3 separate regions of the Homo sapiens genome follow, and all the other regions are linked to region 1. The links are chromatin contacts, found by Hi-C or POLR2A ChIA-PET in ENCODE. All regions are on one chromosome and are shown on one strand. Each heading gives the region's core, a stretch centred on a gene start or an enhancer-like site at or near the end of the contact. The rest is flanking DNA. Distances are from core to core; before and after follow the strand shown.

Evidence for each region. Hi-C counts contacts between places; a loop is a spot of excess contacts on that map. ChIA-PET counts read pairs that join two places held with the same protein, here RNA polymerase II (POLR2A). Pooled maps may share reads with other maps.
Region 2: a loop to region 1 is called in a map of ascending aorta, with 3 times the contacts of the local background. The contact joins the enhancer-like site here to the promoter of KALRN in region 1. A Hi-C loop is called at or near these places in 58 of 168 maps with a recorded cell type or tissue (A673, Caco-2, DLD1 and 30 more), 1 of 37 single-sample maps with no recorded cell type and 36 of 50 pooled maps. POLR2A ChIA-PET finds 5 or more read pairs at or near these places in 5 of 52 experiments (BJ, HEK293T, SK-N-SH and 1 more).
Region 3: a loop to region 1 is called in a pooled map, with 9 times the contacts of the local background. The contact joins the enhancer-like site here to the promoter of KALRN in region 1. A Hi-C loop is called at or near these places in 2 of 50 pooled maps. POLR2A ChIA-PET finds 5 or more read pairs at or near these places in 2 of 52 experiments (HEK293T and OCI-LY7).

What each region holds. Positions count from the first base shown.
Region 1 is chr3:124,032,042-124,034,866 of GRCh38, reverse strand. KALRN (kalirin RhoGEF kinase) reads right to left here and starts at 1,498. Exons shown (of 60, transcript NM_001388419.1): 1 at 1,054-1,498. The coding sequence starts at 1,126. RefSeq lists a silencer at 1,523-1,982.
Region 2 is chr3:124,074,486-124,077,461 of GRCh38, reverse strand. All of the region lies in intron 1 of KALRN (kalirin RhoGEF kinase), which reads right to left. Among named protein-coding and RNA genes, the nearest start is that of KALRN, 43 kb to the right of the region's middle. Within about 2 kb of position 1,546, at least 3 of the 41 ENCODE cell types and tissues checked have a DNase peak (open chromatin) inside an H3K27ac peak, as active enhancers do; they include adrenal gland and ascending aorta, where a contact is called at or near this core.
Region 3 is chr3:123,978,864-123,981,800 of GRCh38, reverse strand. It overlaps ROPN1 (rhophilin associated tail protein 1), which reads left to right. Exons shown (of 6, transcript NM_001317774.2): 2 at 1,308-1,435. The coding sequence starts at 1,320. Among named protein-coding and RNA genes, the nearest start is that of ROPN1, 12 kb to the left of the region's middle. RefSeq lists an enhancer at 1,062-1,561. Within about 2 kb of position 1,405, at least 3 of the 41 ENCODE cell types and tissues checked have a DNase peak (open chromatin) inside an H3K27ac peak, as active enhancers do.

The DNA.
Region 1 (2,825 bases), core at 249-2,748:
AATCCAACTTTCCAGAAGGGAGAGCAGATGCATGGGGCCCCGGTAACTTACTGGACTCCTTGGGACAAAGATTCCAGACAAAACTGTTTCAGACATGTGGGGAGATGGGGAGCTACACACAGAAGCTGGTGGAAGCCACAGGTACAGGGAGACGGGGAATCCCTGGCCATCAGAGAAACAGGGCCACAGGTGGTGGAAGATAAGGGTGGTCAGTGCCGGTTCTAGGGAGGGACTGTGTAGCCAGGGAGCAGGAGGAGCAATGGACCCGGGACTTGGACGATGGCAGGGGCGCAAAGAGCTAGAAAGACATCTCAGGGCTCTACACCTCACAGCAAGCAGAGACTTAGTGGGTGTGTATGAGAGGGACGCTAACTCACACTTCCAGGAATGAGTAATTCTTATGAATAGCTCCTCCGTTCCCAGAACTGAAGAGGAGGACAAGGGGGAGGTCCGAGGCGCCCACCGCCCTCCCAGCTGGGTCTGCCTCTCAAGTCAGAGGGACCAGCTCCCCACACGCACCAGGCGAGACCGATGTCTTCCGCCCCACTCCTGTCAGTCTGCAGCCGGCGCGGCTCCGGGTCCCCGCCGCCCCTCTGTGCACATCAGGGCCCCGGGCCCCCGACGGCGAGGAGGGGTGCCGACCCAGGGCGGCCGCCGGGAGCCCCGCTGACAGGCACAGGGGAGGGGGAGCCAAGGGAGGGGCCGGGACGCCGGTAGCCGGAGCGGCGCGCTGCAAAGTGAGCCAACACCGCCCATCCCCGCGCTCTGGGAGAAGGCGGTCCGAGGGGACCGCCTCCCACCTCCCCAACACAGACTCCCGCAACTGGGGTGAAGGCGGAGGGGCGCGGAGTTCCCAGCCCCCACGCCCTCCCCAGACGCAGCCAGCACTGCCATAACAACCAGAATCTCGGCAACTCCAGCCCCGACGCCGAGGGGGCACTGCCCCCCAACACGCACGCGGCAGCAACAGCCCTCCTTCCCCAAACTTGTCCGAGACGCCGCGTCCGAGGCAGTAGCCTTCAGCCCTGGCCCCCCGCGCCCTGCCCGGCTTACCTGTCCGGAAAAAGGCGTCCACGTCCGAGTCTGCTGCTCCTCCTTCCTCCGCTGCTCCCTCAGGGGGGTTCATGACTGTGGGAGGGCGTCCGCGGGCAGCCGGGAGCCGAAGAAGCCTGGGGCCGAGGGCTGCTCGGCGCCCGGTGGGCGGAGGGCGCGGGGCGCAGCTGCTGCGGCCGCAGAGCTGGCGGCCGCGGAGCTTCGAGGGCGGGCGTTGGGCGGCGGGGCTGGGGCAGAGGACGCTGAGCCTCCCTCAGGCGGAGGCGCGCGGCGGGCTGGGGGTGCCTGCCGCCAGCTCCCCCATGGTACCCCTTCCCCAGGGCGCTGGCCGCCTGCTGTCTGGCTGGGGCCGGGGCCCGGGGCCGGGGTGCGGGCTGCCTGGGCGCCCGCTGTCCCCCAGCAGCGGCAGCTGGCTCTCCTGCTCGCCCGTCTGCCTGTCTCTATTGTTCAGCCCTGCTCCGCTCTCTCCTCTTTATTTTTCCTCCTCCCTCCCACCCTCCCTGTCTCCCTACCTCCTCCCTCCCTCGCTCACTCGCTCACTCGCTACCTCCCTCCTTCGCTCGCTCGCTCTCTAGCTCCCCCTCTGGCTCCCGCCGCCGCCGCCGCCGCAGCAGCCGCCTCCCCAGCTCCTCCCCCGGCTCCCGCTCCCTCAGTCCCGGCCAACAATGACCCCGGGAGCGCCGAGCTGAATTGAAGCTCCGGCCGGGGCCGAGGGCTCGCTGCGGGCCCCCGGCGGCGCCTACGCCCCCAGTCCCAGCGGCCCCGCGCCGGCCTCCCGGGGAGCGGAGCCCGAGTCCCGAGCTATTGTTCGAGGCTGTGCTAGGCCGGCTTCCTGAGCTCCGCAGGAAAAGCCCGGGCCAGGGAGGGGGCGGGGCCGCCGGGCGAGCCCGGGGCTGCAGGGCACACGCCAGGCTTGTCCAGGGGGCTCTGCGGCCCGGGCGCTGCGCGCTCAGCTTCTCCGCTCGCGCCGCCGGTGCTCCTCCCGGCCCCGCGGCCACCTCCTCCGTCCACTCCACTCCCAGGTGTGTGAGGGGACCACCAGGCTGCCCGCCCGCCTTCTCTGGATCTTCAGATCGGTCTCCAAGCTGGACTGACCTGTCCCTAGAGGCCGGCCTTTCTTCCCCTCCTTCCTGACGAGCTCTCTTCTGTCTCCCTGCCCTCCTGAGCCTCTCACATTTTCCTCACCAGCTCGCCACAGTTTCTCTCCTTTTTATCTTTTCTCGTCCTTTTCCCCTTTTCAGCGCCCCTTTAAACATCTCCGCCTGTCTCTGTGACTCTTTGTCCAGTTTAATGCTCCTGTGATGTCTCCCTGCCTATCTCTCCCTCCCTCCGTCACTCTCTTGTCCCTCGTTTGTCTCTGTCCTGCCTCCGTACTTGGCCCGTATCTCCGCGCTCCTCTTGGACAGCTGTCAAAACTCTCTAATCCCTGGGGCCTTCTCGGTTTTGTTCTCCCTCATGTGAATGGAGAGATCCAGTTGGCCAGGAGGAAGGAGGTGTTACAGCAAGCTGAATTTCAATTAAAGTGGGGAGAGGGGCTGGGGAGGAATGGGGATGGCTGCAAAAAAGAAAACAGATGCTGTATGGGGTAATTAATGCGGTGATTGTATTGTGCCCATCAGTTTTTAAGCAATAATTAAACAATAATTAGCCAGTAGTGTGTTTATGGTTCTAGTGACTACAGAGCCCACCAAACAGAGGGTCTTTAAGACCTGAGTACTTAATAAGGTCTGCTGAGCGCTGTTCGCTGTTGCCTCATCCAGACAGATGGAGAA
Region 2 (2,976 bases), core at 297-2,796, 43 kb before region 1:
CCCTGCATATGTGCATGGCATGGGAAAGAGTAGGAATGAAGAGTAGGAATGAATGGCCTTAAGTCCTCAGGAGCCCCAAACCAGGGGGCAGCCTAAATCCTCTCCACTCTTTTCCTCTCCCTAAGCATTGCTGCTACCTGCAAAAGCTTCCTGACTTCCCTGAGCCTTCCCACCCATCTGGGGCATCTGAGCTCAGCAACTCACAAAAGCAGAGGGATAATAATGCGACATGAGACATCACACAACCATGTCCACCCAGGTCTACTCTCCTCTGGCCAGCCTGACCCAGCGCAGACAATGTCTGGTCCCAAACCAGCACCAAGAAGTGGAATAGCAGCAGACAGGAGTTAGAGGCCACAGGTAGTGATTCTGACTCCTTCACTGACTCCCTGTAACCTTGGACCAGAAGCTTAACTTCTCTGGATCTGTTTCCTAATCTGTAAACCGAGGAGTTTGAACCAGAATCAGAAGCTGCAAACTAGGGGCACACAGGACAAACTCATCTTGTGAATGGACTCTGACCAACACAATGTCTTTTAATTAGCTTCAACATTTAAAAACTGGGCCACTTCACAAAGAAAGTGCATATTTGCCGCTGTTCTTGAAGCAGGAAGGTCTGGCAACATGGAGCCCACATTCCTACATGGCATCAATCAGCTGGGGCTGAGTGGCTGCTGGGACACCACCCTCCAGTTTGCCACAGTCCCCACCACCCCTACTGTCCCTGATTGCTGCCACTCATCATCTATACATGGGTCATTATGATCTTTTATGCTAATGGTCTGGCCCCTGTAGGGAACTGAGTTCACAACCTCTAGAGAAAATGATCTAAAATATCATCATTGCAAGACTCAGGAGTTGGGGACATTAAACAGAAGCACAGAGGAGTTGGGAGTGATTTTCCCTCAATGGAAGATGCGGGCTCCTCCGAGGAGCAAGGGCTTGCTACAGCGGATGAAGGTTCATTAACACGTGTGTCAGGCCTGCCCACCGCCCCACACCACACCCTCAACAAGGCACAAGGCCAGATGACATCAGCCTTGGACACAGTCAGAGAAGCCCCATCATGAAGCAATTTGCTTCCCCAGCCACTCTAATTTAACAATTAGCTTAACAACTCTGGTCAGGCACTTGCTGCTGGAGTGGAGAAATGATCCTGATCAGCAGAAGCTTCAGCCTAGAAGCTTTAGGAACTCCCTTCCTATCCCCCCACCCTAGCTGCCCTTGCTTCCCTTGGGTCTGCATCTCCTGCTCACACAGATAGATATTCTAAATATCTCCAAAGAGGTTTCACCTTCTCCTTGAGCTTCCCAATTGGGCTCCTTAGAAACTTTCCAGCAAAATTAGTTTCTCCTGCTGCCACTTCAGCCCATTCTCTTAGTCTGTCCTGCAGAGATTCTGGCCTCATCGCAGGAAGCACGTCAGGCCAGTAGCGAGATGGCGTGTGGAAGGAAGCCTGCACATAGGCCACACGCAGAGACAGGGGTATACTCACAAGGCTGGCGACCTTGGGCCGTCCTTGGTGCAGATCCTGACTCAGAGCACAAGCCTCAGAAACAGAGTTTGCCCTGACTCAGACAGCATGCTCAGCTCCGCATCTGCATTGCCAAAAGGCCTCTTGGTAAGAATGCACAATACTCCCTCTCTACAGCTTGTGCTGCTCCTGCCTCAAGCTGCACCCCAAACCCGAATGCCAAATTTCAGAGAAAGAGAGCGAGATTATTAAGGGGACGTCAAAAGGAAAACTTTATAAAGTCACAGTCTATTATTTTTAAATACAGTATTAGAATTCCAGGATAGATGGGGTGAAGCCAGCACCTAAAATAGCAGACCCTCAAGAAAGCAAACATCCCTGCATGACCAGATAGAGATTTCACAGAGAACCTGGAGAAAGAAATGGCTCATAAAAATGGAACAACAACCAGGAAACTAATCAGACCAAAAATAAACCTGAGAGATGCCAATGCCAAGGTCAACCCCAAAGGTTATTTTGTTCCAATGGGGCCAAATCAGTGGAACCAGTTGATGATACTCTTAGTACAAGTGGTGTCCTCAAGAATGAAAATCCTTCCCAACTTGCCCTCCTTGATGGACAGGAGCGAGGTCAGGGTTGAAACTGCAGTGAGGGCATGAGAACCCGACTGACAAATGAAGTGTAAATAAATCACCAGAACCATATGGCACCCACCTGGGAGTCCTAAAGGAATTCAAGGGTGAAATTGTGGCGAGGCTGCCCAAAATGTGTAACCTCTGATTACAAAGTCACTCATGCTCTAGAACTGGCAGAGTGCCCATGTAGCCTCCATTCATATGAAAGGATCCAGGGAGAATTCTAATTTTCATACCAGGAAAGTAGGCAGGACATAGCTTAAGAATAGGACTACTGAGCATGCAAGCAAGCATGATCTATCAAAGAAAAAGACAGTATGGCTCTTACAAAAGCAAAGCTTGTTTGTAATAGTTTTTCAGAGAGTAAATATGAATGCGAACTAATAAAAATCTGTCCATTTACATAAATTTAATTTACATAAAATTTCCAAGATACTATAGTAAAAAGCTTTTTAAAATTGAATAACAATGCAACAGGAAAAACACTTTTTCAGTAAACTACTTGGAGGCCAGAAACAAAATGAAAAAATATACTGACATGTCTCCAAATTAAAGAAAGTTTAAAAGTGGGGTTCATAAGCCATCATGACACTAGAACTTGTCTTATATAACATTCTTATAATCTGTAGGAGGGAGCTAACGTGAGGTACTCTATGGAGCTACACTTTTCCAGGCAGGAGAAAGAAACGCTGATCAAGAGAAATGATAGGACAGTCTTTCCAGGTTCTAAGAGTTGATGTAGAAGAGGTGACTGAGTTTCAGTGTGAGGGATGGATCTACTTCATAATAGTTCCTTAGTCTCCTCTCTCCAGATAAGATAAATTCTGGGCTCCATTCTCTGGACCTTGTGATTGTGGGCTCCAAAAC
Region 3 (2,937 bases), core at 156-2,655, 53 kb after region 1:
TTTTATCCTCTTTTTCCTCCAAATAAAAGAACATAAATAAAGTAAAAGGTCATGAAGTCCCACCAACCTAAGACCACTTTAGTTTCTTGTCTTGGGATTTCCCAGCCATGCTGGTGTTGGCATAAATTGAAAACTTAGAACTAGTCTGTGGCTACCAACTCCTGGGGGACTGTTTCTCTCCTGACTAGAAGCAGCAATGGAGACAGGTTTCTTTGTTGCTTACCCCTGCCTGTAGGCGGATATTTTCAGCCACACCTTTTCACGCTGAGGGTGTAGTCCCTGGGCGGGTCTCAAGTTTAGGTCAGAAGGGGAGTCCTTTAGTCCAGACATTTGCCTTTTGTGAGCCTAATCCTTGGTCTCTATCCACCCTGCCTAGCAATTTATCTCAAAGCTGCAAGTTCCTGCCATCTACATGTGCCCAGGTGAGCCCTAGTTTCTTCATTTGCCCAGCACTGCGGGTTCCCCTTTACTCACCTCATTGGCCACTGGAAGATTTCTCTCACTTCACTGCAAGCCCAGCAAGGCAATGTGAAAGGCTTGTACTGAGATTTGTCTGGCCTCTAGGTGTTTTGAAGAGGGACAGCTTTTTAGCATATCTAGTCTGTCCCTTTCTCTACTAAAAGCAGAAAAAAATCTTTTGATCTGTTGTTTATTTGTGGAGGGAATTGTATACACTTTATGGATTTTCATATTTTGTTTCAATTTGTCCTGGAACTTTTTGAGAGAAAATGTACGAATTTTCCACCTGACAATTAGAGTGGAAAAGAACATGCAGCTGTAAAGAGAGACGCTCACCAAATGGCTGTTTAATGACTATTTTTATGTGGAAATGGCCTAATGTCAATTCACAGAGGGTTCAGAGTAAATTTTGCTACAATTCTTACCCAACTAATAAGTGCTGGACGACATGGAAAGATGTTCATGATATACTTTTGAGTAAATAAGCTGTTTTGTATAATCTTATTTTTTTATTTTACAAACATATATATACTGAAAAATTCTGGATTTTGGGGGGTGATATCATTATTTTGGGGCGATATCATTAGGGAATTTTTTGCTGACCTCCACTTTTTAAATGAACAAGGGCTGTGTAATTTTTATGTAAAGGACATAACTATTTCCAACAAAAAGTAGGGGTTAGCAGATGGTTTTCTAACCTTGGCGTTGTGTAATAATAGAATGCATTTGTCTTGCAGAGTCCCCAAAATTGAGTGTCAAACAGAGGCTGGGTGACCTCCTGTCCAGGATTGCTCTCATCGTATGAATCGAAGTTTTCATCTTAACGTATTTTTTTCTCCTGAGAATAGGCCAACCAATCAATGGCTCAGACAGATAAGCCAACATGCATCCCGCCGGAGCTGCCGAAGATGCTGAAGGAGTTTGCCAAAGCCGCCATTAGGGTGCAGCCGCAGGACCTCATCCAGTGGGCAGCCGAGTACGTGCTCCTTTCTCGCCTTCACCCCTTGGAGGACGGCCGGAGACAGAGGGTCCTGTAAAACCGCGGAGGTTGTCATGGCTGCAGCTAGGAAGTCCGGACTAACTGGCATCGTCTTTGTTTTAGCTCTTGCATTGCTTTGATGCTTTAAAATCCACACATAAATGCTACATCTAGCTGGGCAAGGATGGGATGCCTCCCCTAAGGGAGCCAGATTGAGCAGTAGGACGCCAGGTCAATAGGCCGTGTCCTGGGGCAAGCAGCAAGTTAGATGACCGCGTCACACCAGCGTATGCACACCCACCTCCTCCCTGCACGCCTTTTCCCACTCCCGGTGGAAAGAAGGGCTGGGAATCTCCGAAGCTTAATCTGCCTTTCTTCGTTCTCCTGTCTCACCACTAGATGGCAGCAGTGCAGCCGGGGGAGGGAAGCGACAGCCCTGGGTGGATGGGGTGGGACCAGTCCTGCTAGTTCACTCCTTTAAGGAGACACTTCCTCCCCTGCTGTTAAAACTCATACTTGGACCCAACCAAAGACCCTTTATATCTTGTCTTGGAGGAAATTATTGTTATTTTCTTTAGTGTTTCTCTGAACTGATTTTGTTCTGCCAACATAAAGATGTCCGCACAGTACACACTGCATTCTGGGGAAAGGCCAAGCAGAGTGATGGGGTCCTCAGGCATGGCTGAAAACAGTGTGCCTCAAACACGGGTGCCTTCTTTCAGGAGAGACCTCCAGAGGCTGCTCAGTAGATGGAGCTTACACAACAATCGCTGCGGGCCTGGATTGAAGTAGCTTTGCACAGAAAGCCTCTCAGCTATGAAATTGCTCCTTGGACAAACTTGCCTGCTTGAAACTGGGGAACCAGGACTTGAGACAGGAGTTGGAAGATAACTAGACCTCACGGACCATTTTCAGGCTATTTTTACTGTTTGATGATTCCCTGCTTAGGAGGGTTTCAGTGGGAAAGTGAGAGTGAGAGAGGCCGTTGAGAGAAAGCCAGTGAGTTGGGGAAGGGAAGATGTCCTCAGGCTGAGGTTGTGAGTGGGTGTCCTGGGCAGATGGTGGGGAGAGTGTGGACACCTTTGAGAAGACACAAAATGGCATCTAAGAGGGGCCTTTCGGAGTCTCTGGGCCAGTGCTGTGCTCCTGGACTGGATTAGGATGTAGCTTTTACAATTGGAAGGAAAATAAGCCAGTGGTGCTCATAAAAAGAAACATAAATGGGGGTTGCTTTGCCTAGTAATGAGCCCTGTTTAGTTCTCCATTTTAAATTTTATATATTGCCTCTAAGATTGAACTTTAGCTTCAGAAGACTAATTTATTTTGGCATAGTCAGATAGACAGACTTTATCTTATACGTTAGTTTCAAACCCATTTGATTGTTCTTGTGCTGCCGTTTTATAGTAAGCAAACTGACATTGCTTAGTATTGTCCCTGACATTTATGGAAGAGGCATTCCACTATTGTAGACTGCTTGCTCTCGTATTGTATCACGTGCT